Regions from separate parts of the Mus musculus genome. Here all the other regions are linked to region 2. Evidence: chromatin contacts called from ENCODE Hi-C or POLR2A ChIA-PET data. All regions are on one chromosome and are shown on one strand. Each heading gives the region's core, a stretch centred on a gene start or an enhancer-like site at or near the end of the contact. The rest is flanking DNA. Distances are from core to core; before and after follow the strand shown. Region 1 overlaps Gng7 (guanine nucleotide binding protein (G protein), gamma 7). Region 2 holds the start of Map2k2 (mitogen-activated protein kinase kinase 2). Region 3 holds the start of Cactin (cactin, spliceosome C complex subunit). Region 4 holds the start of Pip5k1c (phosphatidylinositol-4-phosphate 5-kinase, type 1 gamma). Region 5 holds the start of Gadd45b (growth arrest and DNA-damage-inducible 45 beta). Region 6 holds the start of Timm13 (translocase of inner mitochondrial membrane 13).

Region 1 (4,898 bases), core at 16-2,515, 140 kb after region 2:
TGGGACCCACCCCTGTGTATACAGTGGTGTGCAATCATGGCTGAAACGATTTTTGTATACAGTGGTGTGTGTTAGGCTGCACAGGTGCAGGGGGGCTACAGCCAGGCTCTATGAGTAGCACTTCAGCCTGGTTTGTTTGGCTTCTGATCTGGGCTCTGTAAACACAGCTCCTTTCTGAACACCATGTGCTGGGAGCGAGCAGGCGTCCTGCGTCTGCCTCCTGCCCATCCGGCCTCGCGGTTTGGTTGTGTTTTGTGTTTGTTTTCCACTTATTTCTTAACTTATTTTTTGGCAGGCAGGAGGAGAAACCAGGGAGGGAAAAAGTGAGCCGGATTCCTGGATGTTAATAGGAAGATAGGAGTGAGACATGGTTCTCTAGGAGGCTGAGGAGAAAACTGAAGTTCAAGGCCAGACTGGGCCGCTTAGGGACGCCTTGTCTCAAAATAAACAGTAAAAGGGAACGTGGTCAGAGAGGAGTCCCTGCCTGGAATCCCCAGTGAGGGGCTGTGGGGGTGGCCAAGGAGAGGGTCCACTCCTTACACGCTAGATCCAGCCTAGAATCCCTCATGTCCAGCTCCCCCCCCACTCCCCCCTGCCCCGCCCCCCACCCAGTCATATCCAGCCTCCAACTTTCACCGACCCAGTCTGGACGTTAATTTTTCTTCCTGAATTAGACAGAGTTCATTTCCAATCCAGTCTTTAGACACACACACACACACACACACACACACACACACACACACACACGCGTGCGCCGTCTCATGTAGCCCAGGCTGGCTTCACACTCACTCTGGGTGACCCTGGGTTCCATCCTCCTGCCTCTGCCTGCAGAAGCTGGCCACAGAACTCGGTTTCTGTGGTGCAAAGGATGGAGCTCTCAACCCCAGCCACTTCCGTCTCATCCCTTCATGAACACGCGGGGGTGGGGTGGGGCTGGCACAGGGGGCACCAGGGAGTCCCTGGGACCACACCACCCCGAGGCCCTGATCTTAATCCTTTCCTTTGCTGGTTTCTGGCTCCCGCACTGGAAAGGGACAGGCAGACACACAGCCTGGTTCCCTCCTATTCCCATATCCAGGCCCTGCGGGGAGGGAGGTGGGTATCTTCCCAGCTGAGACCTCCCCAGGGTTGGCTTCCTTCTCCCACCTGGGGACCCTTGTCTCTTTCCCCCACCCTTTCCCCAGCATTCCCCACATTCCGGTCCCCTGACACAGGATTCCAAGCTGGCCCGGGACTTTCTCAGCAGCAGAGAAGACTGCGGGAGGGGAGGGGCGGCTGTGCTTTCCCAGCCTGTGGGAGTGGCGGTGTCCCAGCTATGAGAGCTATGCCCGGCATGCACAGGTTCTCCAGCATTTTTGGATCTGAATGTCATTGTTTCCTAAAGTGGATTGCGGGGGGGGGGGGGGGCGCGGACGTTAATGGCCCCCTCAGCTCTACTTTAGAGCCATTGTAGCCTGGGGAGATAGCCCAGGCTATATCACACTGCACTGACTGCTTCAGCAGAGGACTCCAGTTAGGTTCCTAAACCCACATGGGGTTCACAACCCTCTGTGACTCCAAGCTCCGGGGGCGGGGGGGGGGGGGGGGAGACGCCCCCTTCTGGCTGCTCTTGGAAGTACACAAGGCATTGTGTGAGTTTTAGGCCAATTGTACTGCAGAAACAAAATTTAGCCAGGTGTGAACCATACCTTTAATCTCCTTAGAGGCAAGAGGATCTTTGTGAGTTCAAGGCCAGCCTGGTGCCTATAAAACCTTGTCTCAATCAATCATCAATTAATGCTACAAAGTGCACAGCTTGGAAGACAGCCATGTGGGTAAAGGACCTGAGTTCAATCTCAGAGCTAGGTCAACGCTCCCAGCCTAGGTTCACGCAGCATTGATTTAATTCCAGTTTTGTTTTTCTTTTGAGCCTTGGTCTCACTGATGATCCCAGGCTGGCCTCAAAGTTGTGACAGTCCCTCTGCCTCAGCCTCCAGATTTGGGTAGACAGGTACTGCAGAGGGTGGATGGAGTTACTCATGGCTGGTGCTGGGCTCAGTGCAGAGCACTTGCTTGGCATGCTTAAACCCTGGGTCTATCCCAGCAGGTCAGGAGTTCAAGGCTATCCTCAGCTACTTAGGGAATTTCAAGCCAGCCTGGGTTACATGAGACCCCATCTGACAAGGAAAGGAAAGAGGGCTGGTGAGAGGGCTCAGTGGTGAAGGGGCTTGTTGCCAAGCCTGATAACCAGATTCAGTCCTCCTCAGGACCCACTTAGTGGAAGGAAACAACAGACTCCCCAAAGCTGCCCTTCGACTTCCACACATGTGCACTTGTAAAGAGTTCCGGGTCTGCCGAGCTTCAGAGCAAGGCTGTCTCCACAAACACACAATGAGCTGGTGACAGTGTCAGGCAAAGAACTCCAAGCTACATAGGAGGCTGAGGCAGGAAGATTGCTTCAATGCAGAAGCTTGAGACCAACCAGGTCACAGAAATTTCCACCACCCTAGACCGTCTCTTCATTATTGTTATTGTTGTTGTTATTGCTTGAGCCAGAGTCTCATGTAGCCAAGGCTAGCCTCAAACTTCCTATGTGGACAAGGATAACCTTGAACTCCTGATCTTTCTGCTTTTGCCTCCCAAGTACTTGGATAACAACTTTGCAACCCCATGCCCCATGCTGTACATGGAACCCAGGGATTCAGCATGCTGAGCAAGCACCCTGCCCACTGAGCTACAAGCACTGCCAACTGACATACAAGCACCTTGCCCACTGAGATACAACCACTACCCATTGAGCTACAAGCACTGCCAACTGACATACAAGCACCTTGCCCACTGAGCTACAACCACTACCCACTGAGCTACAAGCACCCTGCCCATTGAACTACAACCTGCTCACTGAGCTACAACCACTGCCCACTGAGCTACAACCACTGCCCACTAAGCTACAAGCACCCTGCCACTAAGCTACAAGCACTGTTCCAGCTGAGTTGTCTTCCCCATGGCTCTGGCTGTGAACATCTCACCATATTGCGCTCACAACACCAGCACATTCCAGAACATGTTTTCATTCTCTGTCCACAAACAGGTGACCTGAGCTCATCACCTGACCAGGTTGTGCAAGGTGATGATCTACAGGTATTTTCCTCAAAGTCCACATGCCTCAGAAAGAGGTCATGGATGCGGGGTTCCTGTCTTGGGTGCAGAAGGACAAGCGTGGACCTGTTGCTCCAACTCAAAGCCACTGTTTTCTGGTTAGAGAAGGCACGATTTGAATCTGGGGTATGGGAGAGGGGATTCCAGAGTATTATCCAAATCCATGTCTGCATGGACCCGTGACAAAGCCAGGTTCCTGGTGGTACCCTCATCATGCCCAGAGACCTGGTCATCCTGTGGACTCTGCCATGGAGTTATGCAACAGGAGTTCAAGGGGAGACATTTCTATTGATTTATAAGCAGTCTGCAGTGAAGTATCCCAGGGTGCCCTTGAACTCCTGATCCTCCTGCCTCCACTTCCCCAGTTCTGGGATGGCAGAGGTTCTACCACACCAGGTATATGCAGTGCTGGGCATGGCACCTAAGATTTCATTTATCCAGGCAAGCACAGAGCCACAAGCACTATAGCAACTGAGCTTTAAGCACTCAACCAACAGAGCTACAAGCACCCTGCCTACTGGGCTCAGTTTGGGCCCTGACTTTTCCCAAGTCCCCCTAGGCCCATCTGGGTAGTAGTGACTTCTCCGCACAGCCTCTGGACAGATCAGAGGAGAGGCCTCACCCTGCACATGGTTTCTCAATAGAAAGCATCAAACTGGCCCGGCCACATTTGCAGGAAGCACTGGTCACCCAGCTGTCAGCAGCCACCTCTGCTCCAGGCTGTGCTGCATCTGACTCCTGACCTGGATCTACACAGCACATCTTTCTCTATGGTGGCTGTGGCTGCTCAGGTCCCCCTTCCCCACAGGATGTTCAGAGATGGAGACTCTCCCTGCCAGCATTCAGTCCTCTATCTTTCTTCCACTGTGTCTCCCCTTGAATCCACACAGGGACTTTGTATATAGTTTATTATTTATTTTGTGGTGACTAGGTCTCATGTAGCACAGGCTAGCCTCAAACTGGCTATGTAGCTGAGGGTGGTCTTGAGCTCCTAATCTTCTGCTGGGTATGCTCTACCTTGCTTATGGGGTGATCTGATGGGCCTCCTGTGTGCTTGACAAGCACTCTACCAACTGAGCTGCAAGCACCTTACTCACTGGGCTACAAGTACTGTATTGGCTGAGCTACAAGCACCTTACCAACTAGACTATGAGCAAGCTGTGTCAGTTGAGCTGCAGGCACTGTTACAGAAGGTCTCTGGTGAGGACAATGACTTGGTTGGAGGTGGCTCTGACCCATCAAGCTCTTGGTGCTGTGAAGTCACCAGAGTTCACCTTGTGAACCTCCTCTTCACCTACAGGGTTGTTGGGGTCACAGGGTTTCTCTTACCTGGGAGTCCTCCAAACCCAGAGTTTGCCCCAGGCAACAGCAGGTGGTGCTCGGGAGTCAGGCCAGCATGCTCTGCACTGGAGGGACCCCTGCACCCCGCTGCCCTCTTGGTCCATGTTACCATGATCAATGGCCCAGGCGAGGTGAAGGGCAGTGGGCAGGGGGTCACGGTGCTGTAGGTCATAGTTGGCTGTTGTCCACACACCCAGGCCTGTGAATTTGTACCTGCCAAAGTAAAACCTTCCAACAAGCACACTCCAGTCAATCTGGTACTGCATAGTGGAGGCTAGGGGAGCTGGTCTTCCTCAGCTACATGCGCATGATGAGAACAGCCCAGGTGACGTGAGACTCACAAAACAGCAGAGCAGGAGCTAAAGAGATGGTGTGTTTATATATGTTTGTGTGTGTATATGTATATGTGGATATGTGTA
Region 2 (4,714 bases), core at 2,139-4,638:
GGCCACTGAGTCAGGACCACCCTGGCAGATCATCACAGACTAACAGGCATGCAAACTCCATGCACGGCCTTTCTGTAGCTAATCATCAGTGCCTCACAGACCAGCCTGGCAAGAGTTTTGTCTTGGAAGGGAAGAACATTTGGTGCATGCCAGGCTAGAACTCACCAGTATGCCACATTCCTGCCAGAGAATCCAGCAGAGGCAAAAATCTGTGAGTTTTAGGCCTGCTTGGTCTACAGAGCAAATTCCAAATGGACCAGGGCTTCACAGTAAGACCCCGATCCAGCATCATATGACCAACCATAGAAGATGACAGGACAAATGCCCACCCAGAACCTTCTCACCTTTCTGGCCATGATGAGGCCTGACGGCCTATGCCGGGCCTTGGTGACCACTCCGCCATTGCCGGCACCCAGCTCTGAGATCCTCTCAAAGTCGTCGTCCTTGAGCTCACCGACCTTAGCCTTCTGGGTAAGGAAGGCCTCCAGCCGCTTCCTTTGCTGCTCATCCAGGTCCAGCTCTTCCAGCTTCTTCTGGAGGTCCACCAGGTTTGCCCTGCAGCACCCCAGGAGCAGAGGGTGAGCCAAGGACCTGAACTCCACGCCTGCGCTCCAGGATCCCCATCATGTGGGAAATGGACACATTACTAGACTCAGAGGCTGGGTCTCCAGGTATGGAGGAATCATGACAAACTGCCTCAGAGAACCCCCAGTACCCCCAGGCTACATGAAGAGGCAAAGGAGCAGAGGCCAGGTGCACCAAGGCCTAGGCTAAGACCCTGTCTTTATGAGGGCATTTCAAGTAGCTTTGGAGCCAAGAACCAGGCCCAAGAGGGAGGAGATTAAAGTGGCAGCAGCCATGCCTGGGATTTAATTGTATGTGTGATTATGCTAATCAAAGCTGAGGCCACCCACACACTAGGTACACCCATATCCAGTCCCTCACTGGTGGATTCTAGGTAGAGGGGTCTATCCTTTGTGACAGGGTCTAAAAGCTACCCAGACCACCCCTGAATGCACACTGTGACCTAGTGTGGCTTGAATTGATCATCCTTCCTCAGCAGCACCGGCTTGGCTTTTATAACTAAGAAACCTGCCGGGCAGTGGTGGCGCACACCTGTAATTCCAGCACTTGGGAGGCAGAGGCAGGCAGATTTCTGAGTTCGAGGCCAGCCTGGTCTAAAGAGTGAGTTCCAGGACAGCCAGGGCTACACAGAGAAACCCTGTCTCAGAAACAAACAAACAAACAAACAAACCTGTTCCCACCTCCATCTTCATCCAAGGGGAGGGGAGGCCCTCAGAAAAGCCACCCACCTGACCATCTGTCACACCCAGTTCTTGCACACACATCCCATGAGCCTGCTAGCATGAGAATGCACCAGTCGCCCTTACAGGACCCCAGGCTGTACTGTATGTAGCCCTTGAAGCACTCAGCACCTTCTGGCTGCCCCTTTATCTTGTCCTTAGCTGCTGGGAAGCACCTAAGCCCTCCCATGTCTCCCAGTGGGTGTTTTAAGCCATTAGCTTTGGCTAGCAGGATTCAACCTCCAAGACCTAGCACCCCCTTCTCTGACATTTTTCATCATGGGCTTCAGTCTCTTAGGCACTTCACCCAACGCCTCAGGTCCCCCTCATGCCATTACTATAAGTTCCACACTGGAAAGCCTTCTCCCCATTCTTTCCTGGAACACCACACCCCAGGCCATCTTTATGCACTCTGGGGTCCTCAACAGCTGCCTTCAGACTGAGGCACTTCCATCATGCTGATATGCCCACAAAGGGGTGTCTCACCGAGTCTTTCCTGACAGAGGCCTCCCTGGTCTGGTATCACTCAAGGATTCTTAGGCTGTCCTCACCTGGGACACCCCTCTTTTCCCTTCAGGAAGACCAGCCTTCCCCTTCTCCTCCCAAAAAAACCTTATCCCTAACCTTATTTGATCAATCGTCCTTACTTGACCCTTTTTCAGGAAGGCTTTGTACCCAACTGCATCGCTCATCCCACCCCATCATAGTGAGTCTGTTACCCCCACACCCATCTCCAAGGGCACTGTCCACTTTCCACTAGGTCACCATGTACTCCCCAAGCCAGGCTCTCCCCTGCACCTCCCCTTGCTTCTTCCAACAGGTTCCTTCCCTCTGCCCCTGCAAGGCCAGCCTTGCCTCCTCAGACAAGTCATGCCTTCAACTGCTCCACTCACCTGGTACCCAGTCTTAAGCGCTAGGCTAGGCTACCCCGCACGGCCTCTGTTCCTCTAACCATACCACACCTCACACACACACACCCGGAAAGCCTCACTGCTCCCCTGATTCTCCTGGCCACCTTCAGGACGTCTTCTTTCTTGGGTCTCCAATTGCCCTGCCTCTCTTCAGGCCCCTCTCCTTACTCCAAGTCATACCTCTCTCTAGCTCCCCTTTCTTGGTCCCAACACCTGCAGGACCTGCCCCCCTCTTGTACCCACGCCGCCCCCTTTGCCCCCTGTTTCCCCTTCAACAGCAGAGATTTTCCCAAAGCCATTCTCTCAGATCCCTGCACCTTGTCCCCATCCCTACCCTGCCTCAGGCACTGCTACTCTCCAGACCAACTTTTCTAAAGCCAAGTTCCGGCCGAGGCCCCGCCCCTCTACGCTCACAGGACTCAGGGCTCTCCCCTTGGGCCACGCCCCTCTCCCATCTGGCCAACCTGATAAGACCACCAGCCTCACTGCTCTGGCCCCGACCCCAACCAGGCTTTTGTTCTAGTCCTCAAAGGCCACGGCCCTCTAAGCTCACAGGCCACTCACCTTAGACCACGCCCCTTTCCCCGGGCCAAGCTGACACACCACGTGACTCACCCAACTGGCCCTGCCTCCACCCCCCCCCCCACAACCCCCTCCATGCCCGGACCCCCAACCAGGCTTTGTTCCAGCCCTCGAACTCCACGCCCCTCTCACCTCCATCCACACCATTCTCAGGACCAGCCCCTGTCCTCCCGGGCGCTGCTATCCCTTCAGACCACACCCCCACTTGTGGTCACGCCCCCTTCACGCCGAGGCCCGCCCCTGTCCTCACACGCCCCGCCTACTCACTCAGAGGCGCCCTCGCTGGTGGGGGACGGGCCCTCGGCGATGGTAGGGTTGATAGTGAGTGCCGGTAACACCGGCTTCCTCCGGGCCAGCATCGGGGCTCCACGGCCAGCGGCGACGCCTCAGCCGGGGCCCATAGGGGGCGGCGCGACGCGGGCCCGGGGCTGCGGCCTAGGCCGGGCAGAAGGTGGAAGGCGGACGAGCCCGGAGCGCCGGGGCGAGCAGACCGACGCCGAGGCCGAGTGAAGCTGACGCTGCAGCGCAGCCGGGAGGTCGGGGAACAGGGGGCGGCCACAAGCTCGCAGGCCGAGCTCTCGCGAGATCTTTTTCTGCGAGGTCCCGCCCTCAACCGAGGCGCATGCGCGAGGTGGCTCCCCGGCCTACTGTAGAAGGGCAGAGGCGGACGCTGTGTTTAATGTTTGCGGCGGTGCAGTCGTCTGTCTGTACGATCAGCTTCCCGGGGTCGGCTGCGTGTGCGTCTCAAACGCGGGTGGGGTTACACACGGCAGGACCGCGAGGAGACAGACCTGCCAGCATCAGTCGACTCAGACTTGTTTAGTTTCATATATTTTCCTAGATTTGGCCGCTGGGACCGTAGGCCTGAGCTACCTTACCTGCTTCCTGCTTTGCTGCGGCCCCGTGTCCTATAGGCGAGAGCGCTACCCACTGAGCCCTACTTCCTGCTGTTTGTTTTGTTGCTTGTTTGTTTTTGTTTTTATTTTGAGACAGAGCCTCAGTACCCCACCCACACTGTTCTCGAAGTTACTGTGTTGTCCAGGCTTCACCTCCACTCCCTGCAATCCTCCAGTCCCAACCCCTAGTGTTTTACTGTTCTGCAACAATCCCATAGCCCTACAGACCTTTCTCACGGCCCTTCATTGAAGCTCGGGTATGGGTAATACATAAATTCCCTTGGTCCCCATCCCTGACGGTCACCATTTCAGTGTGTGAATCCGAACACTTCTTGTGGTTAGGGTCACTTATGTCTGGCTTGTTTTTCCTTTGCCCTCAAGGTCCATCCACAATGGTTTGGATGGCAGGGCTCTCGTCCTTTTCCTGGCCAAATAGCATTCCATTGTGTAGACATACCACTCAGGGCTGGTTCTTTGTCCAGGGTCACACTCTTGGAATTCAGAGTGTACAGATACATAGTAAAACCCCTGCTCTGGGCTCTTGAGCAGGCACATGGAAATCAGACTTGCAGGGTCTTGCTCTGCAGCCCACGGTGGCCATGAAGTTTGTTCTGAGTGACAGCATCTCACAAGGAAGTTCTCCGCGTTTTTTTACCTCTCAGATGGTAAAGATGAAACCCACCAGGGAGGCAAGCAGGCTTTCACCTGGCTACAGCCTTTATTCAGTTCAATGACTTTGAGAATGTATTTTTTTGTTACAATTTTGTGAGAACAAACCATTTTATTTTTTTAAGGTTTATTTACTTATTTATGTATGAGTACACTGTAGCTGTCTTCAAACACACACTAGAAGAGGTCATCTGATCTCATTACAGATGGTTGCGAGCCACCATGTGGTTGCTGGGAATTAAACTCAACACCTCTGGAAGAGCAGTCCTTGGTTGTTTTCTGAGACAGAAAAGAGTCTCATTTTCTGTCTCAGAAAACAACCAAGGACTGGGGTGTAGCCCAACAAGGGACC
Region 3 (4,553 bases), core at 253-2,752, 220 kb before region 2:
ACCCCGGGGACCACGAGCGCCTGTGACCCTTACGGGCCCAGGAGCCCTGAGCCCGCTCCTCACCCGAGTCAGAGCATGAGGACTGGTTCTGTGAGTGCCATCGGGGTGGTCGAAGGCTCTGGCTTCGCCTCCTAGACTTCTGCCGCTGCTCTCCTTCCGAATCTGACCTGTGGGAAGGACACATCAAGACCTGTTCAATGCTGGCTGCTGCTGGGCACCATCCTAGGTGCTGAGGTACTTGCCTAGAATTCTAGCCTCACCGGCCTGTAAATCACATTGCTCCCCACATGAGCTAGGCTGTCCTTCATAGTAGAGCTACACAAGTCCCAGGGCCATAACAGACAATACAGCAAGAGAAATGAAGGTTAAAAGTGAGGGAGTAGTTCTTTTTTATGTAGTTTTTATTTTCTTTTAATTTTTGATTTTTTTCGAGACAGGGCTGGCTTCTCTGTGTAGCCCTGGCTGTCCTGGAACTCAGAGACCCTCCTGTCTCTGCTTTCTGAGTGCTTGTTTTATTTTAAATATGACATCTACAATGCTATCAGGTGGGAACTCCCTCTACAGCCAGGCTGGTTCTTATCTGTCTCCTAAGTGTTGGGGTTACTGGTGTGTACAGTGCCGTCAAGTCCTGCTGAGATGACAGGTAGAAGGGATGAGAAATGACAGACGAGAGGCCCAATAGATGGACTCTCTGACAGCCCAGGAACCACGAAAGAGGAATACCACCAGGTAGTATTTTGAGGACATGAGTTCGAATCCCCAGTACCCACAGTAAAAGATAGATGTGGCTGTTCGGGCTTGTATCTCCAGTGCTGTATGAACGGTGTCCTGATTAGGCTTTGGTCAACTTGTTAGAAGTACTGCCAGTTGAGAAGAAGGGCTGTCAACTGAGCAGAATTAACTATGAGGAAATGCAAAAAACCTTAACTGTGAGGCAATGGCTTGTAATCCCGAGCATTCCAGAGGCTGACGCAGGAGGCCAGCCCGGGACAAGACAATGTCTATGAATGCAGAGGTGGCGAGTGGAGTCATTCGGTCCCCTATGCTCATGGCCCGCGGTCCCCGGAAGTCTCCTTTGCCCCGGCGCAGCCCGGCATCTCGGATACTGCCCCGCCTGTCCCTCGGCTCCCAGGCCCGAGCAGCCCCCAGGACGCTCACCTGCGCCCTCGGCTGCGCCGCTTGCGTTCGCGCCGCCGCTCGTGTTCCCGTCGCCTTCGGCTGCTCCGCCCATGGCTCCGGCTCCGGCTCCGGCTCCGACTCCGACTCCGACTCCGACTCCGACTCCGGCTGCGGCTCCGGCCCCGGCTTCGACTCCGCTGCTTCCGACCCCTGCGACCCACAGACCGTGAGCGCGAGCGAGAGTCCCGACCCATTTGGCGGCCCGCGCCGCGCATGCGCGCGCGTAAACAACCAGGAAGCTTGGCGCCGGGGGCTTTCCTTTGGCGCGGCGCTCTAAGGACTGTCCAAAGTGCGCCTGATCACAGGGAATGACTTACTCCCTCTAACCGGGACTCCAGGGACAACATAACCCGAGATTTCTCCGGAGTTCTCAAGCTGGGAACACATAGTAGATTCCTAACGGGACGCCGTTAGAACTAGCGGATTGACGCTCCATTCATGCAGTGAAGGAGACTGACCTAGGTGGGCCCTCCCTCGCGCCCTAGGTGACCGGCGAGTAGCGTGCTTAGGGAGGCGGAGCTACGAGGCGGTTGTTCCAGGGCGGAAGAGGCGCCTAGTGGGCGGAGCCTGCACTTGCATGGGCAGTGCCCTAGGGGCGGAGCCTAGTAGAGGAGCTTATGGGGAAAGAATAGGGCTGGGTTAGGCGGGGCTTACGGAGATCGACAACTGTAGATCGGGAGACCCGGCCGGGGACCTGCGCTGGGCGTGGCCTGAGAAGGAACGCAAGAATGGCGGTTACGGGAGCCGGGGTGGGCGGGGTCTGGTAAACTAGATTGACAGGCGTAGACCAATGGGCGGAGGAGTGCATATCAGGATTTGAGAGGGTGGAAGAGGGGCTGATTGAGGCAAGATTGACATCTGTAACTACGAACTGTGAATGGGTACGGGCAGGATATGTAGTCGAGAGTGGCCGACTGAGGAGTGGGAGGAAGTAGAGCGGCGGTGGGCGGGACCTTGGGGGCGAGATGGACACATTGGATCTGAGGGCGGGGCCAATGAACCCAGAAACTGCGCTTAGGGGTCTTGCTGGGCTTGGAAAAGGACGTCAAAGGGGCGTGGCTAGAGTGGGCGGAACTTAAACCTGCAGGGCCCGGTGTACTTCTAAAAATTGAAACCCGGAGACCCAAGCGCTCGCGGGAGTCCTCGGTTTCTAGGGTAGCCTTGTAGCAACCGGTTCCGAGCTAATAAAACAACAGGACATGAACAGACAGTCTCTGGCTGACTCCAGGACGAGTCTGAGTACTACTACGCCCGCCAGCTTGCGTACTGCGCTCAACTTGTGGCTAATCTATGGATAGGGAAGTTTAGGCTTGGAGAAAGGAAGTCATCTGCGAATTGGGATTCATCATGTGGGATCCAGGGAGGGTTTAGAGCGGGGGAGACAAAACACGTGGTGCCCACCCTTCGCCTGCTCTCCCATCGCACGCACGCATAAGTCACCGGAGAGGAGCTGTTTCTTATTAGAGATTTATTACAGATCTCAAAAAGAGGGGCTGTGACAGGTGGGGCGGGGACCTGGACTGCATACATTTGCCGGCTGCGCTGGAGGGACAGGCCCCTCTGGTTGGTGCCAAGAGGACACTGTGCTTGGATTGTCAAACACCAGACCACATAGGCTGAGGACGAGGGATCCCAAGTCCTGATGAGTAAGACACACGAGGTTTGTAGTTTACAGAATGGATTCAACAATAAAAACAGGATTGGGGGGAGGATGTGCGATGCGATTTTTAACCACCGGAGAGTGGAGCTAGGGGTGAGAGACAAGGGGCTGCAGACAGTACCGTGCCAAGGGACCCCACGGGGAGGGCATATTGCACTGAGGTTGATGTGGGGCTGGACAGGGGACTTGCTGGGATGGCTTGAGGAGAACAGAAGTGGGCCGGAGAGGGCACCTCTTCAGCCTTGGAGGAGCCCCCAGGCCTTACAGTACAGTTCACACACCGTCCACGGTGGGGCAATAGTGGCCGTTGGAGAGAACAGGATGGGGACACGATGGGGAGTCACAAAGATATTTACAGATTCTCTTTTGAGAGGGTCTCATGTAGCCCAGGCTGGCCTCCAACTGGTTACAGCCAAGGATGACCTTGCATGCCTGCTTTCTGCCTCTACTTCCCAAGTCAGGGACGGCAGCTGTGTGCCACCCCATCTGGTTTCTGCGGTGCTGGGATGGAACTCAGGGCTTACGCAGCTGGGTGAGCTCTGCCCACTGAGTGGTAGGGCCAGCCCTGGGAGTTTTATCTTTTGGTCTCATTTCGCTCTGTAGCCCAGGCTAGCCTGGAATTTGCCACAACCCTCTTGCTTTAACTTTCCAAGTGCTGGGATGACAGGTGTGATATTATACCTGCCTGGTCTGTGCAAGGCCCAACCCAAGTTGCCTTTGCAGCCCCTGAATTAACTCCTGCAGCAGCTTACCAGTGTGTTCACTGTGCATCCCAAAACAGGAAGGGGACTGAGGTCCAGGGACAGACATCTGTCCATCTCTCCTTCGGTTGCCCCACCCCCGCACGGGTCCTGTCCCTGGCCATGCCTTTTCTGGCCATGATGATTGTGTCATGCTCCTCACTGCCTCCATGGCTGCTGCAGTCCTTGGAAGCCAGCCAGGTCCTGACCTCTGTCCCTGAAGGTGCAACCCAAGAGGCCTACGCGGCTGGCCCAAAAGCAGTGGCTTCAGGCTGCTGGCTTTCAGAACATTTCAGCCTGATTCCTCCTACCAGCACACCGTGGGTGGAACATCCATGAAGCAGGGGCATGACACGATTGGACTGTACCCAACACACTGGGGTGTGCCCAGGGGAGGAGACTGGCCGCAATCTCCCTGGTGTTCGGTGGACATAGTTGGCTTTGCTGAGGTGATGTCACTTTCTCCCTTATTTTCTTCAGCCACGGTGTCTTAGGACCCAGCCCTCAGCCTGCAGCCTGACTGTGCCCTTCTTAGGGCAGAGAATCCCCTGGTAGTTGAGGGGACCCACGGCACCAGCTCAGGGCTTCAAGGGGATGAGAGGCAGACAACATGGACCCTCCCAGTCCAGCATTAGGTGACAGTCATGCGTGGGGATGTCCTTCCAGTGGCAGTAAACAGATGCAGAAAGACCACAGGGCATGCCTAGTCCTGGTTTGCTCGGGTCCCAAACCTGAGGTGACAGAGGGGCTCTGTTGAGGTGACCCAACTCAGGAGCACACACCTGGGCTGGCAAGCGGAGGCTCCAGGGCCTGTCTCCTCTGCAGGCCATAACAAGAGCCCTAGAGTGTGTGGCTTTTACTGGAGCTACGGGGCCACTGTCCCCAGAGTAGTGAGACACGTAGAGCCTGATCCACCTAGGCTGGTGGCTGCAGCCTCTTCCTGGGTTTTCTGTGTCTTGTCGTCTTTCTAGAAA
Region 4 (4,951 bases), core at 231-2,730, 190 kb before region 2:
GAAAGGCTCCATACAGGGACAATGTTTGTGGACTCTGTCGTGGGAACTGAGTGCCCGGAGCAATCAGGTTTATGGCCACTAAGGGCCCTGCTGTCCCCTGCACAATTTCTCCAGCATGGCATGGGACACCAGGTGACAAGCCCAGAAGGGCAGGTGGCTGGAGGCTAGAAGCAGGTTAGCTACCAGGTTCCCAATGGCATAGAAAAAAAAAGCTGAGCGCCTGGGGTTGAAGACCCCTGGCTCCCTGGCTCCTCCTTCCCTCCTGGTCTTCCATGAGGACAGCGAGGGAGAACCTTGGAAGCCTAAGTGAGCCCACAGAGACCTAACTCAGCTGTCAGCCACAGAGCACTACTGAGGGAGCCTAGAGTTCTGTGAATCCAGAAAGTTCCTGTGACCTCCATGGAGAAGGGAGTGTTCTGTTCTCTTTCAGCTGTGCATCCCGACCGCCCTGCATACAGACTGCAAACCCAGAGATGCTGCTCTTGACAAGGAAGGGGACACCAGGAAGCTGGGTGGCCCCACAGGGTCCAGGGAGAAGGGACTGGGAGGTTGGGGGATTGACGGGTCATCTGCTCACCCAGCCAGGACAGAGAAGACACCTCAACATCATTCCTTTATCCTTCCCCAGCCCGAATTTTAGAGGGAGGTAAACTGAGGCCAACATATCGGTGATCAGTGATGTGTAGCAGGGAGGGACCAGAAGGTGACAGTTGCAAGATTGACAGCCCAGCAAAGGGGGTCGCATGGAGGACACACTCGCCCTTCTTTGCCAGGCAGTGTCCGCAAGTGGGGTCCCCCATTAGAATGAGGGTGCTCCAGCATTCCCACACACTGTGGAGAAGCCACTCGCCACACACTCAAAGGGGCAGATATGACTTGCTTGTCTCTATCCCCTGCAGCAAGAAAACGGGTTCCCTCTATCTCCAAACCGGAGGACCGCTTCACTGCTACCGCATGCATCTAAAAGAGGCTCGCTGCATGCACACGCTGCCAGGATAAAGAGCCGCACCCACGCCCGCCTGCAGCTCCACCGTGTCACCCAAGGACCCTAAAATGGGCCGAGCGCTGCAAGCCCCGCATCCCCGGGTGGGGCGGTGCAGCCTCCCCGGCCGGAACGCTGATGCCCCCTCCCCCGCACACGCAATGGGAGAGCGCGTGAACCCCCGTGCCGCGCTTGAGAATGGATCAGCCCGGCAGGCCGCACCGCAGCGCGAAGCAGGCGGTCGAGACCACGCGCCACGGCGGGGGAGAGGGGCGAGCCCATCGCAACGACCAGGGGGATCGCATTACCTGCCGCCGCCCCACTCTCCGCAGACCAGGCCGCTTCCGCCGTCACGGCCCCCGCTTCGGCGCTCTCCGCCTCGTCCGGCACCTCTAGCTCCATGGCCGAACGCTCCGGCGGCGGCGGCGGGCCCGAGGATGCACCCGAGCTCGGCCGCCGCCGCTGAACAACAAGCGCCGCCTGCACTACAGGGCGGAGGGAGGGGGCGGGGCCCGGGCGGAGCCTGGCGTCGACGCGAAGCTCCTAACCAATTGGATATAAGGACTGGGCTTAGGGCGGCACACACTCAAGGGAGTTGCGAGCGCCCTCCGGCGTCCGGTGCAGGAAGAAACGTGTTCACGTGCGGTATGGGGGCGGAAGGCGGGGCCTCAGCAAAGTGAGGAACCTGACCAATTAGGTAGCAGGGGTGGAGCTAAAGTGAAGTACGACTCACCAGCGCCTCCAAGCGTCCATAGAGGGATGAACAGACCAGCTCAAACAAACCAGAGCGTCTGCAGGGGACCGAGATGGGGCGTGGTCTAGAGTCTACTACAGCCAATCGGATATCAAGGGGCAGAGCCTAGACATGAGGCTCAGGGGCACCCTAGGCGGACACTACACGGAGGCAGAGGCAAGCTAATCTAAGACTAGCCTGGTCTACATAGCAAGTTCCAGCCTAGCCAGGGCTACATAGGTGGGACCCTATCTTTGAAAAAACAAAACCCCAAAACTAAAACCAACAAAAAACCCACAACTGGGCAGTGGTGGCACACAGCTTTAATCCCAGCACTCTGGAGGCAGAGGCAGGTGCATCTCCAAGTTTGAGGCCAGCCTAGTCTACGAGATCCAAGAACTCAGAAATCCTCCTGCCTCTGCCTCCCCAGTGCTGGGTCTGAGTTATCCTCAGCTATATATTGATTTAAAGAGACCAACCTGGGCTATAGGAGTGTGGGCGTTAAAGAAATTTATTACATATATTAGAAGTGTATTTTACTACTGTCATTTTATCGCTTTACAACATAAGTTATCAATAAAAATAAGCATATGTCATATTGCAAAATAATAAGATGTATGTAATATATATTGTTTGTTGTGTTTTTGAGACAGACACTCCAGTCTGAGCTTCCTCCTTGCTAGGACAGGCGTGGACCATCCGTTAAGACAATTGCATCAGAAAGAGCGCTTTGGTGTGTGGTGTGGACAGAACTTGACTTAAGCCTGGGCTTCCAAAGTGTGGTCACTGGAGCCCAGTAACAGCACCTTCTGAAAGCGGGTTAGAAGCCTGAATCTGAAGTCTTCTTGCCGCAGGAACTAAGATGGGGTCACCAACTCCTCCAGCGATATGGACACCTGATAAAAGCTGAGATCTCTTTGGGCATCACAGGAAGGAACTAGGTCAGGAGTGCTCGAATTAAGAGGAAGCAAAGTTCAAAAAAAAAAAAAAAACCAAAAAACCAAAAATAAAGTCTGAAACTGGAAAGTCACAAGGGGTCAGGTGTACAGACAGGGAAGTCAATGCCAATAGAGTAGATAATGATCTTGGGTGTGGCTAAAAGGTGTGGTATGGCCTACAATTCCCCAGTGAGGGGGCTGGGGACGTAGTCAGGGGTGGAGTTCCCGCCTAGAATCCCATAGTAATGAGCTGGGCTGTGGCTCCATGAGAGTTTTGATTATTCCAGTGTCCCCCCTTGTGATGAAAGCTGGAAGCTTGACAGCGGGTAAGTTGCAGCGCGAGGCACAGCCCATTCATCCCGTAGGATGCTCAGTGTTTTGTGAGCACCTACTCTGTGGTGTAGATGCTGTGGGGTGCAGGGCTAGCTAGGCCTCTCTGGGTACTCAGGGGTTAAGGCCTGTCTGGCCACGTGAGAGCACCTTGCGACTGAGCCACAAACCCTCCCACCTGCAGGCCGGCCTCTCTTGCACTCACAATTGCGCACAACCTGCACAGTCCTGCCGGTTCCACCCGGCAAAGGGACTCGCCCACCGTTCCTTCCACTCCGCTTTCGCTGAGCAAACAGGTTGCCCGGCCCGAGCAGCCAGCTCGGGTCTCCTCCCTGCCACCCATGCCTGACAGCTATCCAGGACCCAGCTTCCACCTCCCACCCTGCGTCCATTCACTCAGCCTTCCAGACCGGTAAGTCTCCAGCTGAGCTCATCCCAAGGGCTTTATGCATCCAAGTGATCCCATGTCAGGCTCCCGGGACCCCCAAGTTTGCTCTGGATGCCCCCCATGGGAGCCGGAAGCTGGCATCCTGTGGGGACATCTGACACAGTTTCAGAAAGTTCCAGCGGGTGCAGTTTCTGCCCTGGCACAGCGCCCAGCACGCTGCAGCCCAGCCTTCAAAGGGTCTTTGTGAGCGCAGGTGGTGGCTAGGGAGGCTGGTCCCTGATCCCCTAGCAGGAAGGATCTTGGTTCCCATGGGAGGCTGGCCTGCAGTTTTGGGAGATGGCAGAGGAAGTTGGGGTACTCCTGAACTAACTCTTGAGTTTTTCTGGAACTCTCCCTGAGGGTCACCCCATATATCCAAGGCATGAATGTGCCACCTGTCCTAGGTTATACATTGTGGGGACAGGAGAGGACAGGAGCTCTGTCAGCTCCCCAAAGCACGTCTGTCAGCTGAGAATTGCACGACGAGGGTAGAACGGATGGACAGATGCCTAATGGGATTGACAGAGGAGTTGGGAGGGGCACAGGAACCTTCTGTGTCATTTGCCCCAAAACAAAGAAAAACAATTCCTTCAGGAAGGTGTGTCCAGCCACCAACATCACCACCATCCCCCCCCCCCCAGGTTATCTTATTCTCCGGGAAGGATCAGCACACAGGGGGACCTGGCCTTGGGAGTTCTGGTATTGGCTGCTGCACTAGCCCAGCCTCAGTTTTTCATTTTGCACCAAGGAGAAGCTAATGCTATAGTGGCAGGCGCTGGGGCGCTGGGGGCCCTTGTTCCCAGCTCAGTTCCCAGTTATTTGGCACAAAATGAAGTGAAGCCCAAACAGGAGTAACTGCTCCCGGAGGCTGCACAGTAGAGTAAGACTGTCGCACAGGGGGCCTTAGAGCTAACCCCCAAGAAACCTCCCTGGGGCGACATCTTAGAAAAATCCCTGTCTGGCCTGGCACTTCCGTGTGGCACCGATGCTGGGGAAAGTCCACGATGAGAATTTAGGCTCGGTTCTTCCTCCTGGGCCGGGCCGCGTGCCAGAGAGGCAGTGTTTGCTCAGGGTAGAACCCAACACCCTTCGTGGCTGAGGTCAGTGGGACACTTGGCTATGGGGACGGGCTGCCTAACAAAGACGTGTGTATTTCTTGAGCATTTACTGTATGTCACGTATATTGGGAACAAGGCTCAGACATTCATAATTTTATCTTTTCAGCTTTTGGAGACAGGATCTCACATAGCCTAGGCTGGTGTCTGTGTCCATAAGTAGCTAAGGATAACCTTGGACTCTTGATCTTCCCTCCTTACCTCGGAGGCTGGGATGACAGGTGTGCCCCATCATGTGTGGTTTGTTCTACCTTAGGAAGAGAAGACGGGAGCACTGGGGGTGAACTGACGTCTGGGGTGACAGGCCTGGGTAGAAGGTTAAGGCTCAGGCAAGTGTGCTCAGAATGGAGGGAGCCCGGAGCCCGGGACAGGCAGCTGAGCTGCCAAGGTGGGTGGGAGCCATGGAGAGCTGAGCAGTGGGAGAGG
Region 5 (4,598 bases), core at 500-2,999, 180 kb after region 2:
AGAGGGCGGGCGGGCGCACGTGCCCCTCTCCTCATCTCAGTCTCGGTGACTCCGCCCCTCCCAGAAGGTATCACGGGTAGGGTAGCCTTTGAGGGATTGTTCTGGGGGATGAGGGGGCTGTCAAATATGTATTTTATTTACTTTTTTTAGGGGACAGCAACTCGACAGTTGCTTTAGATGTTTGGAGTGGGTCTCAGCGTTCCTCTAGAGAGATATAGGGGACCCATTGGTTATTGCCTCTGCTCTCTTCACAGTAACTGGCCACCTCCACCAAGCCTTGGCTTTTCCAGGAATCTGTATGACAGTTCTGTTGGAGGGAGAAAAAGAAGGGTTTAGTGGGAGTTCTAGGAGTTAGGTAGGGAGCCTCTGTTCAGCGCCAGGGGCCCTACTGGGGAAAAACAGGCTGGCTCAAAATAGCTGCCAGGGTGACTAGGCAGCCCACGGGACATGCCAAGCATGGCTGGGCACTGAGCTGGTGCTGGACCAGCCAGCCCAGCTATGTTGACAAACACGGGACCCAGGTGACCAGGACGGGTGGGTGGGGCGGGGAGAGAGAGAGACAGAGACGTGGGGGGGGGGAGGGCTCACCGTGACCAGGAGGCAGTGCAGGTCTCGGGCTTCGGTTGTGCCCAATGTCTCCGCCGGCTCCCCCAGGAGCTGCGCCAGCCTCTGCATGCCTGATACCCGGACGATGTCAATGTCATTGTCGCAGCAGAACGACTGGATCAGGGTGAAGTGAATCTGCAGAGCGATATCATCCTCCTCTTCTTCGTCTATGGCCAGGAGGCACAAGACCACGCTGTCGGGGTCCCTGCAGGAGAGAAGGAGTGTCAGGGGGTCGTCAGACCAGGAGCGGGTGTCACCGTGCACGGGGTGGGATAGGGGGATATGAGCTCCAGGAACCGCAGGCGGGAAGGGTGGACAAGACCCATCGTGCATCAGGAGTGTATATAAGAACAGCCCCCCAGCCGCAGTACTGCACGGGTGCTGGGGTGGCCGACTATGCAAATACTGATGGCGGTGGGGGAGGAAGCACATAGTCCAAAGTTACTGGGGTTGCCTTGTCAAAACAAAAAACACAAAACCTCAAACTTGCGAAGTCAGGGTTCTGCAGCGACTCTCTTTCCTCCTCCCCAAAAAAAATTCTCTGAGAAATGTCGCCCTCCACTCCCCAAAACCGAGAGCGCTGGGAAAGTCCCCCAAAGCCCCGAGCCCTATAGGGATGTTGGAGCGCGCGTGCATCAGAGGGGCGCCCCCACCCACGCCCGAGAAAGGGGGGTGCTGACTCACACATTCATCAGTTTGGCCGCCTCGTACACCCCCACGGTGAGGCGATCCTGACGCTGCGCGGCCACCAGCAGCTGCTCCACCGCGGCAGTCACCGCCTGCATCCTAAAAGGCCAAATGGGGAGATTAGCCGATGACAGCCCCGCAGACCTCAGGCGGCGGGCGAGAAGACCTCAGCCTCTGTTGTACTCACTTCTGAACCGCGTTGTCGCTCGCCACCAGCTCTTCCAGGGTCATGATGCAGTCACACTCCACAGCGGACCCCCACGGAAGATCCCCAAGAGCAAAGTACAAGTCCAGATACGAACCCAAGAGGCAAAAAAACCTTCCCGTGCGACCAGAAGTGTCGGAGGCCTTCCGGAGGCGGTGGGACTTCCCTTCCCAAGAAAAAAGTAGGGGTAAAAAGAAGATTGCAAAATCCCCCTCGAAATTAATCCAAGAAGACAGAGATGAACGCAGACCCAGGGTTGCTGCGGAGTGAGCGCGCGGGCGCTGCGAGCGGTTTATATGACTTCCCGGGTGGAGGCGTGGCCACTGGAGGCATGCGCTTTCCACCCATTGGTAGATGCACAAAGGGCCGAGTATCCCGCGCTGAGATTGGCTGGAGATGGAAAGGGCGGAGCTCGGAGCTCCGGCGGCCCCACGTGGGGGTCAGGGCTGGGAGGAGCGTGAACGCCAGCAGCGGCGACAGCTAGAAAAGCCAGAGAGCTCTAGAGAGAGAGCTCTAGAGAGAAAAAAAAAAAAAAAAAAAAAAAAAAAAAAACCACAGAAGTTTCTCTCCTGATTTCCCGGCAGCCGCGCTACGCAGGCCGCGCGCGGGGTTTCCAGCGCGAGAGGCTGGCCTGAACTTTCGGGGAGGGCTGTCTGGAATCCCCTCGCTGTCCCCGGAGAGTCCCTAGCCTTTCCCAAGCTCTGAAAGAAGGGATGTGCATGCGCCAGGAGGCTTACTAAGTGTTCTGCCGGCCTTGTAGAGTTGGAGAGTGTTTAAATAACGTCTAGGGTATACAGTAAACGTTTGGTAAGTTTGAGGACGGTGGGATCCTCTCCCCAAAGTGAGAACTACCAAGGCACCCTAGCATCGCCAGCACGAAGGTGCTTTGAGAACGCTCAGCCCTCTAAGGCCAGGGTCGCGGGAGGAGAGGCACACAGGAAGCTTCCTAGTGGTCGTGGTAGGTGGCTTGGCGGTGCCCCAGGGGTCCTGGCTGCAGAGCACTAAGGGATCGCAGGGGGAGAGATCCGGAACCCTTTCTCCCTCCTCCCGGCACCCCGAGAATTTCACGTGTGCACGGGAGGCGCAGGTGAAGAGCCCTCCAGACGCTCTGCGGAGTGACCCTGCCCCCTGCCGGCTGCCTCACCGTCTATCCTCAGATCGATTCGCCACACTTAACCCCTGAGGGGGAAGCCAAGTGGCAAAACCCGAAGGGTACTGACCCGGGGAGAGGTGACTGAAAGGCAGCCGCTCTTATGTCCCTGGCATTTTTGTAGTGCGTAGCATGAAGCACAAGCCCCTTCTTCCACGCGTGTCATTTATCTTTCCAAGATTTGTCAGGCAAAGGAATTGATATCTGCATTATGCAAAATGGAAACTGAGGCTTCCAAGGGCGTTCCAAGCCACAGCTTGAGGGCTGGTAGTCGACAGCAAGGACACGAGCGAGGCAGATAGACCCGCGTGGGATTCTCCCACGGTGCACGGGGGCTCCCGGTGAATCACCCTGAGTCGCCTCCTCCGCCAGCCTGGGTCCTGGCCTCGGCCGCGCGGCTCGGTTCCCCGGATCCCCGGATCCCCCGATCCCGGGTCTGGTGACGCATCCTGCTTCCTCCGCGCCACCCACCCAGCATGCGAAATGTCCCTGGCGTGAGAGGCGCGGCGGCGACACCTGGTGGCCTCATGAGGTCTCTGCTCACGCAGCTTCCGGAAAGGGAGGGGGAGAGAACACTTGGAATGATTTTTTTTTTTTTTTTTTTTTTGAGACAGATTTCTCTGTATAGCCCTGACTGTCCTGGAACTCACTCTGTAGACCAGGCTGGCCTCGAACTCAAGAGATCCGCCTGCCTCTGCCTCCCTAGTGCTTGCTGGGATTAAAGGCGTGGGCCACCACTGCCCAGCGATTTTTTTTTTATTAATTTTTTTTTCGATGCTGGTGATGAATCCAGGACTTCGTGATGCCTAGCAAGCTCATCACCAATATCTACATACCGCTATAGCCCAACCTGGAATAATCTATACATACAGTATTTTAAATATCAAACATGAAGGGCAAGACATCCTCCACAGGATGGAGGGTTCGAGCTGACTCCTGCGAATTGTCTTCTGATCTCCGTACCTACTCCAAAGTGTACTGTGTCCTCACACACAAATAAGTAAACTTTACTAGATGTGTATTTTAATAGTCTAAATTGGCTGCTGGACTGTAGCAATGGTTCAATGGCAGAGCACGTACTGAGCATGTGTGAGGCGCTGTTTTCCACCCCTGTACCACACGAACCCTATGGTGGTACACATTTGTCATCCCAGCCCTAGGAAGGAAGAGACCGGAAGATCAGTCAGTAGGTCAGGATCATCCAGGGCTATGTAGTGAGTTTGAGACTAGCCTGGGCTAAATGAGACCCTGTTTTAAACCTGGGGGTGGGGCTAGAGAGATGTCTCAGCCTTAAAGAACACTGGTTGTTGCCAGGCAGTGGTGGCACACGCCTTCAATCCCAGCACTTGGGAGGCAGAGGCAGGCGAATTTCTGAGTTCGAGGCCAGCCTGGGCTACAGAGTGAGTTCCAGGACAGCCAGGGCTACACAGAGAAACCCTGTCTCGAAAAACCAAAACGAAACGAAACCAAAACAAGACAAAGCAAAACAAACAGCAGGGGCAGAGAAATGGCTCAGAGATTAAGAGCACTAGCTGCTCTTCCAGAGGAACAGGGTTCAATATGGCAGCTCACAACCATCCGTAACTCCAATTTCAGGGGACCAGACACCCTCACACAGACATGCATACAGGCAAAACACCAATGCACATAGAAAGTCAAAAGGAATGATTAAAACACAACCAAAATCCCAGAGGCCTTACTTCTAGAAAGACACCCTGAGTTGGAGCTGGGCTAGACAGAGAAAGGAAAGGTCAGGAGGAGGGGAGGGTCTGTTGGGGCAGGGCACTACAGGACTCTCACAACAAAACCGGAAATAGGGTCGGGGGCGTGGGAACTGCCAAGACAAAGGCTGGAGCTCCTGAGAGGAGATGCTTTGGCTGTGGTCAGGAGGCCACCAGGAAGGGCCTAGACTCCTGGAGGGATCCCAGAGCATTTTTTTCTTTTTTGAGA
Region 6 (4,877 bases), core at 2,096-4,595, 200 kb after region 2:
GGTTGGCATGTCTGTGGGCCAGGGCCGGGGCAAGCGCCGGCGGCTGGAGACTGAGGACACCTCAGGCTCACCCAGCAGGGCTTCCAGAGTGAGCAGCGGCTCCCGCCTGGCTCAGCAGACTGTGGCCACGGGTGTTGTGAACATCGACGAGGTGGACCCAGAGGGCAGGTTCGTGCGCCTTAAGAACTCTTCAGACAAGGTGAGCGCAGGCTGGGTGAGTGGGGAGGGCACCGCTTTCCTGGTGGCCAGAGGTTAAAAGCAGGTCTGGGTTGCAGGACCAGTCTTTGGGGAACTGGAGGATCAAGAGACAGGTTCTGGAGGGTGAGGACATTGCCTACAAGTTCACACCCAAGTATGTCCTGCGGGCCGGCCAGACTGTCACGGTAGGTACCAGCAGGCGTTAAGATGGGAGGTTCCAGGGTGGGAGGTACAGTATGGTTTTAGCATATTCTGAGACCAGCCCTGTGGCCGCTGGGCTGCACTTACAGCTATCACATCCTTCAGGGCATCGCACTGTCCCAAGTGATTCCCCATGTCTGAGGCCTGGCAGTTCACAGTTGTCAGTGTGGGTGCTCGGATCCCAGTGTAGTTCTCCAGCTGTGTGCTCGGGACTATTGTGAACCTGTCCCTTCCACATCCTGGGGCTGTTCTGCTGGGAGGAGCCAACTAAAGGGTCTCATGGTGGGCAGCCATGGCCTGGCCCAAGCCCTGAGGTGATTGGCAAGGGCCATCTTGGTTCCTCAGGTGTGGGCAGCTGGCGCAGGGGCTACCCACAGTCCCCCATCAACCCTTGTGTGGAAAAGCCAGACCAACTGGGGCCCTGGGGAGAGCTTCCGCACTGCCCTGGTCAGTGCCGACGGTGAGGTAGGTGCGCAGCCTGCGTGGCGGGGACCCAGCACTTGTGACGGAGCTGAAACCTGGGCTGAAACCTCTAGTGAGATGCAGCCACCAGCACTGGGGGTGGTCGAGTAAACTGGTGACTTTTGTGTAGGAGGTGGCCGTGAAGGCTGCAAAGCACTCATCTGTCCAGGGGAGGGAGAACGGGGAAGAGGAGGAAGAGGAAGAGGCAGAATTCGGTGAAGAGGACCTCTTCCACCAGCAGGTAGAGAAAGCGTGTGACTGGCGTCACACCTAGTGGGGCTTTGCACCTAGTGGGGCTTCGGGTACAGGTTCCACAGTCTTGCCTCAGATGCAGACTTACCCACTCACTGTGTGGGCTCTGTGACACCACAGACCTCAGAGGCCACACTCCTAACCCTTCAGCCAGGATTCCCTCTGCCTAGAGCTTGGGGTGGGGAGACAGGGACTCCAGCCCCCAAGTCTGGGCTGGGGACAAATGGAAGGCTCTGGAATAGGGCCTTTCACTTGCTTGGGAGCAGGCTGCCTAATTGCATCCTCCCTCATTCCTTGCAGGGGGACCCAAGGACTACCTCAAGGGGCTGCCGACTGATGTGAAACCTGCCCCACGGTCACCATGGTCCCCAGAGCCCCTAAAACTACTTTTTTATGGTCTGCTCTCACTAGTCCTTGGTCTGTTTCTCGATGACTGTTAAGCAACCATGAGAATGTGGGTGGGCTCTGCTGGGTTTCCGAGATGGAGGTGCCCTCTGCCCACCGGCCTGACCTGGCCCCATGCCGTCAAGATGGTATAGAGGCCTGGGGCTAGGAACCCGCAGGCTGAGGGACTTGGGCCTGGATCTGGGGCAGGAGAATGGCTGCTAGCTCAGGGTGGACTTTGTATGAAACTGGTGATTCAGTTGTTTTCTTTGAAGCCTTTCAAATCAAATCAAATTCAGAATCCAAGAGTGCTGTGGGGCCCACTAGCCTGTCAGGATGTGGTGGCTCTTAGGACACAGGGCAGACCCTCCTCTCCTGGAGTTGATGGCACCTGAAACCAGGGATGGCCCAGCTTTGTGCTCTGAATCTGAAGGGTTTATAACAGTCCCCAGCTCCAGGGCATTCACAGGCTTCTCTGGTCCCAGATTCTGAATTGTTCTAGTCCCTTCTAAAGCGGAGGACCAAGGAGGAGCGAGTTCACACATGGGACGACGCCTCCCATCCTAAGACTGAAGGGGACAGGCAAACCGTGGGCGTTGTGCCTTCAGGAGCAAAGGCTGCAGGTTCCCAGCCAGTGACTGCTCACATGAGTGTGGCCACACTAGCTATGCTCCTGGCCTCTCCTGTATGAATACTGTGTGGCCCCTCTGTGCCCCACCTCGATGGCAAGGCCTGGAAACTTGCTTCCCTGCAACTTAGTGCCAGGAGCCAGCCAGTTTCACCTGTCACCTCCCCACCACTGACACATGGTATTTTTTTAAAGAATATTTATTTTTTTACATCGGTCAGTAACGCAGCTCACTGGGATGATGCTCTGGGGGTTCAGGCCTGGAGCTGCCACAACTGGCAGCTTCCTTTACTGAGCTAGGGCGAGTTCTTTCTCTCTCCTGGCACAGCTGATGGTAGGAAGAGTCCAGGCCTAGTCTTCCCCCAAGGCAAGAGCTCTTGGCCACAGGATGCCACCACTGCCACCAACCTCCAGAACCCACCAGCCACCTCCTGCTTCTAGATACCTCCGTTTTCTTTGTGACCGGCGTTGGATCCTGGATAGTTATGGCTGGCTGCAGTCACTGCGCAGCTCTGCTGCCTTGCCCACAGGGCAGGTGTACTCTGCACTGGAGCTAGCTTCCTTGTATTTGAGGAGCAGGTCTAGAGTAATCTGCAGGTCCTCAGGGGTCTGTTTCTGGCCCTGGCTAGGTGAGATGGTTACCGGAGTGGCACTGCTGCTGGGGAGCCGCCGGCACTGCGCACATCGCTCAGCTCTACAGATTGTTTCTTTTATAAGATGCATGCCAAACGTGTGTTCCACCTTTTCTTTTACGCCTATGATTTGTAATATACATTTTACAACTGGAAACTTTTGTATACTCAAATAAACATTGACTTTAACTGCAGCCTCAGAGTAGATCTTCAGATTAAGATAGGAGCAGCAGGCTGGTAAGATGGCTCAGTGGGTAAGAGCACCGGACTGCTCTTCCGAAGGTCCGAAGTTCAAATACCAGCAACCACATGGTGGCTCACAACCATCCGTATAACTTTAAAAAAAAAACATATTAAAAAAAAAAAAAAAAAGCAGCGAGGATTTTATATTGTACGCATGCGCAGCGGGGAGGTCCAGGACAAAATGACCCTGGTCCAGCCCTTGCCAGGGCGTCAAAAGTCAGTGGGCTCACGCGGGAAGTTGCACAGCCTTCTGGGAATTGTGGTTCGGGTTTCCTTCCTTTCTAGAAGCCAAAGGACAGTGCTTAGGGACGGCGCGCACAGCCTTGTGGGAGCAGGAGTTTGCAGTTTCCCATAGAGCCTCCGAGGTCAGAGTGCACGGCGCGCACGGGTTTGTGGGAGGTGTAGTTTAACTTGTTTCCATGGTGACTCAGGCCGCAGCTTTGTCAGACTGCTGACGACGCGCGCTGCCTTGTGGGAATCGACTCAGCCTCTGTTTCCCGTGGTGCCCCGGCTTGGCTTCCGGGGCGTATGGTCGGTGTGCGCGACCGTGGCCCGGTTGACTGAGCAGCCATGGACAGCGGCTTCGGCTCGGATTTTGGCGGCACGGGTGGCGGGAAGCTGGACCCGGGGGCCATTATGGAGCAGGTGAAAGTGCAGATCGCCGTGGCCAACGCGCAGGAGCTGCTCCAGGTGCGGGGCGCGCCGGGGTTGGTGGCGGGGTTCCCCGGGTGAGTCCCCGCTGAGACCTCGCGTGTGTCCACAGAGAATGACGGACAAGTGTTTCCGGAAGTGCATCGGGAAGCCCGGGGGCTCCTTGGATAACTCGGAGCAGGTGAGACATCTCGGGAACCCGGGGTGGTGAGGGGCGCGGGGTCAGGAGCGTCTAGGAGGTTGAGAGATGTGCGCGTGCGCGGCCTCTAGCCTTAGCTACTGAGGAAGTTGTGCGCGTGCGCGGGGTGAGGACCCGGCTTCTGTGCCTAGATCGGTGCAGCCTTCATGGGTGATCCTCGGGTCGTGTGACCGTCAGTCAGGGATCCCCCTCCACGCTTTGCAGAAATGCATCGCCATGTGCATGGACCGCTACATGGACGCCTGGAATACCGTGTCCCGCGCCTACAACTCTCGACTGCAGCGGGAACGAGCCAACATGTGACCGGGACCTGTGCCTCGGGACACCGTGCTTATGGTCTGAACTGTTTTCCCTGCCAGTTAGGGTGTCTCCTCCTAGCCGCCCTGAAGTCTGGCAGCATGGAGGGCTTGGGGATCGAGGCCTCTCCCCTGGGTTGCTGCGTCCAGCTCAATCTCAGAAGAGAGTGAGGACCCGACAGAGCACAGGGATCTGGCTGGCCCCACTGACCTGTGACCTCAGGAGAGCAGGCCAATAAATCGCTGCTGGGGCAGTAAAGCAGGCGTGTCACCTCACTGCTTCAGGTCCCTTCCCCTGAGTAGGCCCAGACCTCCCAGGGTATCTTTCCCCTTGGGGTCAGTGGGCTGCTGGCTCTCAGGGAATTCGGAGCATGATCTCAGGTGTTTGGTCATCCCGGGGAGACCAGCCGAGGTTAAGAAGCAAGGCTTCATGTAGCCTTCACCTATCATGCATGAGGCCCAGGGTGCTGACCTTAACTCTGAATAAACCAAGTGTGGTGCACACCTGTCTGCCCAGCACTTGAGGGTGGGTTAAGTGTGGAGGCAAGAGGATTGGTACATGAGATTTGGTCAATTTGGTCAGTCCCACCAAAACATAAGCACCAAAGGAGCCAAGTTGGAGACATGCCCTGCTCCTGGAGACTCGTGGCTTTGACAGAGGTTCTGAGCCAGTAGGAGAAAGGACTCTGTTTATTGGAACAATATACACAGTCACAGCTAGTTCCCATCGG

Evidence for each region. A loop is a pair of places that touch in the nucleus more often than their neighbours do. ChIA-PET counts read pairs that join two places held with the same protein, here RNA polymerase II (POLR2A).
Region 1: POLR2A ChIA-PET joins it to region 2 with 12 read pairs in embryonic stem cell. The contact joins the enhancer-like site here to the promoter of Map2k2 in region 2. POLR2A ChIA-PET finds 5 or more read pairs at or near these places in 4 of 5 experiments (Patski and embryonic stem cell).
Region 3: POLR2A ChIA-PET joins it to region 2 with 24 read pairs in embryonic stem cell. The contact joins the promoter of Cactin here to the promoter of Map2k2 in region 2. POLR2A ChIA-PET finds 5 or more read pairs at or near these places in 3 of 5 experiments (Patski and embryonic stem cell).
Region 4: POLR2A ChIA-PET joins it to region 2 with 20 read pairs in embryonic stem cell. The contact joins the promoter of Pip5k1c here to the promoter of Map2k2 in region 2. POLR2A ChIA-PET finds 5 or more read pairs at or near these places in 3 of 5 experiments (Patski and embryonic stem cell).
Region 5: POLR2A ChIA-PET joins it to region 2 with 52 read pairs in embryonic stem cell. The contact joins the promoter of Gadd45b here to the promoter of Map2k2 in region 2. A Hi-C loop is called at or near these places in 1 of 37 maps with a recorded cell type or tissue (adrenal gland). POLR2A ChIA-PET finds 5 or more read pairs at or near these places in 4 of 5 experiments (Patski and embryonic stem cell).
Region 6: POLR2A ChIA-PET joins it to region 2 with 12 read pairs in Patski. The contact joins the promoter of Timm13 here to the promoter of Map2k2 in region 2. A Hi-C loop is called at or near these places in 1 of 37 maps with a recorded cell type or tissue (adrenal gland). POLR2A ChIA-PET finds 5 or more read pairs at or near these places in 4 of 5 experiments (Patski and embryonic stem cell).

The regions. Positions count from the first base shown.
Region 1 is chr10:80,957,663-80,962,560 of GRCm38, reverse strand. All of the region lies in intron 2 of Gng7 (guanine nucleotide binding protein (G protein), gamma 7), which reads left to right. Among named protein-coding and RNA genes, the nearest start is that of Gadd45b, 30 kb to the right of the region's middle. Within about 2 kb of position 1,265, at least 1 of the 3 ENCODE cell types and tissues checked has a DNase peak (open chromatin) inside an H3K27ac peak, as active enhancers do.
Region 2 is chr10:81,104,589-81,109,302 of GRCm38, reverse strand. Map2k2 (mitogen-activated protein kinase kinase 2) reads right to left here and starts at 3,388. Exons shown (of 11, transcript NM_001347144.1): 1 at 3,065-3,388; 2 at 345-555. The coding sequence starts at 3,156. It overlaps Mir5615-1 (microRNA 5615-1), which reads left to right and starts at 4,630; the gene lies at 4,630-4,689. It overlaps Mir5615-2 (microRNA 5615-2), which reads right to left and starts at 4,687; the gene lies at 4,628-4,687.
Region 3 is chr10:81,318,052-81,322,604 of GRCm38, reverse strand. Cactin (cactin, spliceosome C complex subunit) reads right to left here and starts at 1,502. Exons shown (of 9, transcript NM_027381.2): 1 at 1,159-1,502; 2 at 1-167. The coding sequence starts at 1,394. Pip5k1c (phosphatidylinositol-4-phosphate 5-kinase, type 1 gamma) reads right to left here. Exons shown (of 18, transcript NM_008844.3): 18 at 2,631-4,553.
Region 4 is chr10:81,289,492-81,294,442 of GRCm38, reverse strand. It overlaps Pip5k1c (phosphatidylinositol-4-phosphate 5-kinase, type 1 gamma), which reads right to left and starts at 1,480. Exons shown (of 18, transcript NM_008844.3): 1 at 1,291-1,480. The coding sequence starts at 1,384. It overlaps Tjp3 (tight junction protein 3), which reads left to right and starts at 3,176. Exons shown (of 21, transcript NM_013769.3): 1 at 3,176-3,395.
Region 5 is chr10:80,927,242-80,931,839 of GRCm38, reverse strand. Gadd45b (growth arrest and DNA-damage-inducible 45 beta) reads right to left here and starts at 1,749. Exons shown (of 4, transcript NM_008655.1): 1 at 1,481-1,749; 2 at 1,291-1,392; 3 at 589-811; 4 at 1-307. The coding sequence starts at 1,524. The coding sequence ends at 194.
Region 6 is chr10:80,899,437-80,904,313 of GRCm38, reverse strand. Timm13 (translocase of inner mitochondrial membrane 13) reads left to right here and starts at 3,345. Exons shown (of 3, transcript NM_013895.4): 1 at 3,345-3,690; 2 at 3,764-3,832; 3 at 4,055-4,864. The coding sequence starts at 3,571. The coding sequence ends at 4,153. It overlaps Lmnb2 (lamin B2), which reads left to right. Exons shown (of 12, transcript NM_010722.5): 8 at 1-199; 9 at 276-383; 10 at 745-864; 11 at 992-1,102; 12 at 1,414-2,951. The coding sequence ends at 1,455. Tmprss9 (transmembrane protease, serine 9) reads right to left here. Exons shown (of 18, transcript NM_001081688.2): 18 at 4,820-4,877.